Linked DNA regions of Homo sapiens: region 1 is linked to region 2. A link is an interaction called in ENCODE POLR2A ChIA-PET data of the cell type or tissue named here. Cell type or tissue: B cell. All regions are shown on one strand. Region 1 overlaps SMU1 (SMU1 DNA replication regulator and spliceosomal factor). Region 2 overlaps B4GALT1 (beta-1,4-galactosyltransferase 1).

What was found. ChIA-PET counts read pairs that join two places held together with the same protein. Peaks named below come from ENCODE experiments on the same cell type or tissue, not always from the same donor. Only the 100,000 strongest peaks of a DNase experiment are listed, where the experiment ranks them.
Region 1: POLR2A ChIA-PET joins it to region 2 with 8 read pairs; 12 of 35 experiments call an interaction of 5 or more read pairs at or near these places.

What each region holds. Positions count from the first base shown.
Region 1 is chr9:33,063,967-33,066,466 of GRCh38, reverse strand. All of the region lies in intron 4 of SMU1 (SMU1 DNA replication regulator and spliceosomal factor), which reads left to right. Among named protein-coding and RNA genes, the nearest start is that of SMU1, 11 kb to the left of the region's middle. In B cell, no CTCF peak of the experiment used is centred here; a DNase peak (open chromatin) is centred at 1,136; H3K27ac peaks cover 1,646 bases.
Region 2 is chr9:33,141,920-33,144,419 of GRCh38, reverse strand. The region is part of intron 1 of B4GALT1 (beta-1,4-galactosyltransferase 1); the gene reads left to right. Among named protein-coding and RNA genes, the nearest start is that of B4GALT1-AS1, 24 kb to the left of the region's middle. In B cell, no CTCF peak of the experiment used is centred here; DNase peaks (open chromatin) are centred at 989 and 1,709; H3K4me3 peaks cover 1,882 bases; H3K27ac peaks cover 2,500 bases.

The sequences.
Region 1 (2,500 bases), 78 kb after region 2:
TATCCTGCCTCTGCCTTCCTAAGTACTGGGATTACAGGTGTAAGCCGCTGAGCCCAGCCTAGACCCTCATTTTGTGGGAGTACTGAGTCCAGTAACTTCCTGAGAAAGGAAGCATAGAAATAAATTTTTGAGATTTTATTTGTGTCTGTAATACCGTGTATCTTTCTTTCTCTTTAAATGTTTAAAGTTTTATTATCCTTCCTGCATTGTCCCTGTATTCCTATTTTTTCTTTTTCTCTGAGTTTTCCCCTTCCCTGTTTGTTTTGCTGACCATATGTGGGAGTTTTCCTCAAATATTTAGAGCTCTCTGCTATGGTATGTCAGGTTGGGTGGTTGGAAAGAGGAGTTTGAGAACTGATAGACTTCAGCCTGGGATGATAGGATGGGGATCCTCATTTGTCATTCTCTGCAGAAATGTTCTCTTGGGCTGGTCAGCTTTTCCAGAGAGTAGTTCCTGCTTGGAGAGTAGTTCTTGCCTAAACCATATCTTGAGAGTGAGAGCTGAGAGGATGCAGGTAGGAGTGGAGGATAGAGAAATCTCACTGTTCAGCATACCAGTGTACACTGAAGCCCCCAGTTTTCATTGTGGCTTCTCACCTCCACCCTGTCCTCAGCTCTACTGAGATTTTCAGAGCCTAGGACCTCAACCTTTCCAGAATATACATCACCTGATTTCTCTTGAGGCTAAGGCGAGGTGGTTGCTCAGGGTTGGGAGAAGTCGTGGTAGCTAAATGCTCCTTATGCAGACTTTAATATTGCCCCTGTTTTCAGCCCTGAAGCATGCCTTGTGCTTGAAGGGTATGTGATTCCTCCAGTTCCTAAGCCTTTTTGGAGTTTTGCAAGGTAGTTTGGCTTGCTTCTTGTGGCTTCCCCTTCTTCACCTTGTACAATTAGGTTTCGGTTTTCTCTGTTTTTGGTTTCCACTAGTCCATTCACTTTTCACCTTCTAAAATTTAACTAACATTTTTTTCTTGCTGTTCTCCCATTCTCTTTGTCTTTTGGGGCATGTATCTTTTTTATTCCTTAATTACCATCACTTCAGTGGATTTTCTAGAGACAGTGGAAATAAACTCATGTGTTCTACATTTAATTGGTTAGATGTGAAGAGCAAGTGAGGTTTTGGTTCTAGGTTTCGTTTCCCTTTAGTTTCTGGTTTGAGTGACTTGGTAGAAAATATAAGAAGGACAGATTTGTTGGGGGCTGGGGTAGAAACTAGGGATAGGGGAAATGATCCGTTTTTAGATGTTTTGAAGTTCCTGTGGGACATACAAGTGGAAACTTGCAGTATAGGCCCTTGGATCTGTGAATCTGGACCTTAACCTAGAGGTTTTGGCTAAAATTATAGATTTGGAAATTATAGTAGTAGTTGAAGCTGTAAATGTAATTACCTAGGGAAAGCATGTAGAAGAAGAAAAGTAAAATGTGGCCGGGTGTGGTGGTTCACATCTGTAATCCCAGCACTTTGGGAAGCCCAGGTGGGTGGATCAACCGAGGTCAGGAGTTGGAGACCAGCCTGGCCAACGTGGCGAAACCTTGTGTCTACTAAAAATAGAAAAATTAGCTGGCCATCATGGCGTGCGCCTGTAATCCCAGTTACTTGGGAGGCTGAGGCAGAAGAATCACTTGAACCCGGGAGGCAGAGTTTGCAGTGAGCCAAGATCGCGCCACTGCACTCCAGCCTGGGTGACAGAGTGAGACTCTGTCTCAATTAAAAAAAAAAAAAAGAAAAAATATATTTAGCAAAGAAACTTTGGAAAGGAAGAATGTTGAGAGCATACTAGTCTTAGAAATACTGCATTTAATAAAGACCTATAATTTGCATCATTTTGGTAGTGGACACAAGAACATCTGTTGCAACCAGTGCAACAACAGTGCAAAAACCCAATTCTGTTATTTATAATAATTCCACGGATGACAATGGGGAATACCACAAAACCTAGGAATAAGAGAAAAATACATTTAGTATATGATGTTGGGACACTGACTTTAGAATTGCGGGGGAGAGGTCAGATCAGAGCCTGCTCCCATATTTTATGTAGCATAATTTCAGATAGAAAGTTAGATATTTTAAGATAATAGAAAAACACTGGGAGATAATATAATCTATCAAACCTGATAGTCTTCCCAAACTTAGAGATTAAACACCAAGGAAAAGGTAAACAGATTTCATCACTCGAGAACGGAACTTAAGATGAAAAGAAACCTATAAAGCTATAATCCAAAATAGACATAGTCACAGCTACTTGGAAGGCTGAGACAGAAGGACTGCTTGAGCCCAGGAGTTCAAGGCTGCAGTGAGTTGTGATCATGCCACTTTTCCAGCCTGACAGAATGAGAACCCCTCTCTTTAAAAAAAAAAAGTTGGTAAAAGAATTCTTTGCAGCAAACATAAACAACAAATACCTTTATCACGTTAAAGCTCACTAATTGGTGAGAATGGTAAGACCATGATAGATAAGTGAGCAAATAACATGAATAAACAGTTAACAGAAGAGGAAAT
Region 2 (2,500 bases):
TACTAAAAATACAAAAAATTAGCTGGGTGTGGTGGCACATGCCTGTAGTCCCACCTACTTGGGAGGCTGAGGCAGGAGAATCGCTTGAAACCTGGGAGGCGGAGGTTGCAGTGAGCTGAGATCGCACCACTGCACTCCAGCCTGGGCGACAGAGTGAGACTCCTCCTCAAAAATAAATAAATAAAGAGAAAATGGAACTTAGAAAATTAAGAGGAAGAGTGAAAAGGTAGATATTTAGTCAGGCACAGTGGCTCATGCCTGTAATCCCAACACTTTGGGAGGCCAAGACAGGAAAATCTCTTGAGACCAGGAGCTTGAGACTTGCCTGGCAACATCTCAGGTGAGACCTTATCTCTACAAAAAATTTAAAAATTAGCTGAGCTGTGTGGCTCGTGACTGTGATCCCAGCTACTCAGGAGGCCGAGACCACAGCCCAGGAGGATCGCTTGGGCCCAGCAGTTTGAGGCTGCAGTGAGCTGGCACCACTGCAATTCAGCCTGGGCTACAGAGCAAGACCCAGTTTAAAAAAAAAAAAAAAGATATTCAAACCATGGGTCCCAACGTAGTTATTATATTTGACCATTTGCAAAAGCTGAAAGCAAAACATGTTACACATTTTCAGAGAGGAAAATACACAGTAGTTCCTGAGTGTAAGTTGTTTTTCTTGACCTCATTCTTAAATTGCTTCATGAGGGTGGGAGGGAAGTGGTAGTTAATAAGTGAACCTGTAAACCAGCGTTTCTCAAAATGTAGTCCAGGGAATTGCATCAAAATTGCAGTTACCTACAGTGCTTGTTAAAATGCAGATTCCTGGGCCCCTGCCCCAGGCTTATCAAATCAATCTGGTGAGTAGGACTCAAGAACCTGTAAATTCACATACTTCTGCAGATGATTCTTCTTGCACTGCACAGCATGAAAGCCTCTGCAATAGACAGAAAGCTACCAGCATTGCGAAAGCAACTTGAGTGCTTGGCCTTTGAAGGTTGAGTGGGACTTTAATGAGGGAGAGAGTAAGGCATGAGAAATGGCAGTTCCACTGAGGTCAGTCAGTGGTTCATTGCTGACGAAGTCACTTTTAAGTCATGTTTTAGAAGAACTACCAAGTGTGGCAGGTCAGGCATGTGGCAGGACTGTTTCTGAGCACAGATGAATGGATGAGCACCTGGCCCCACTGTGCCCAGTTGGTCTAGCTTCCCACTTGGCCACCTACGGTCTGCTGTGTGGACCTTGTCTGGCAGTCTCCTTTAATTTATTTTTTATTATTTTTTTCTTTTTGAGATGGAGTCTTGCTTTGTTGCCCAGGCTAGAGTGCAGTGGCATGATCTCGGCTCACTGCAGCCTCCACTTCCCAGGTTCCAGCGATTCTCCTGCCTCAGCCTCCCAGGTAGCTGGGATCACAGGCAAGTGCCACCACGCCCAGCTAATTTTTGTATTTTTAATAGAGACATGGTTTTACCATGTTGGCCAGGCTGGTCTCGAACTCCTGACCTCAGGTGATCCACCCATCTCAGCCTCCCAAAATGCTGGAATTACAGGTGTGAGCCACCGCACCTGGCCTATTTTTTTTCAGCAAATTCTTTGTTTTTCTCTCTGTTCCCAAATGCAGGGTACTGAGACCACAGATGTATTCTGTTTCCTGTTGAAAAAATGTTTCTCACTTAGCTGGGTGTGGTAGCATGCACTGCAGTCCCACGGGAGGCTGAGGCGAGAGGATTGCTTGAGCCCAGGAGTTCGATAATCATGCCATTGCACTCTGGTCTGGGTAACAGAGCGAGAAACTGTCTCTTAAAAAAAAGAAAAAGAAAAAGAGGTCCTAGGGAAAGAAACAAATAGTGGCTTGGATGGTGAGTTGGTGGAAAGAACAGTGGGTGTTGGGGGTGTTGAACTTGTGTTTGTGTGTGGTGTACCCAAGACATATCATGTCAGCATTAAGAATAGACTATTCCTGTTTTCTGGTCACTGAGTTGTATGTTTTGACATCCTTATTTTGGAAGATACTTCCTTACTAGGAATGGGATAGGGAGGGGGTCACCTTTCCCATCTGTGGGTCATATTTTAAAATATTTATTGTTCAAGTTTAAAGATATAACCAAAGGTATAAAGAAAAATACCACAAACATCTGATTTAAGAAACAAACCAGCCGAGCGCGGTGGCTCGTGCCTGTAATCCCAGCACTGTGGGAGGCCGAGGCAGGCAGATCATGAGGTCAAGAGATCGAGACCATCCTGGCCAACATGGTGAAACCCCGTCTCTACTGAAAATACAAAAATTAACTGGTCATGGTGGTGTGTGCCTGTAGTCCCAGCTACTCGGGAGGCTGTGGCAGGAGAATCGCTTGAACCCAGGAGGCGGAGGTTGTAGTGAGCCAAGATTGTGCCACTGCATTCTAGCCTGGCGACAGAGTGAGACTCCGTCTCAAAAAGAAAAAAAAAAGAAAGAAATCATTTCCTACACCTTCGAAGCCTTCATGAGTTAGATTTTGAAACAGTGCAAAATGCT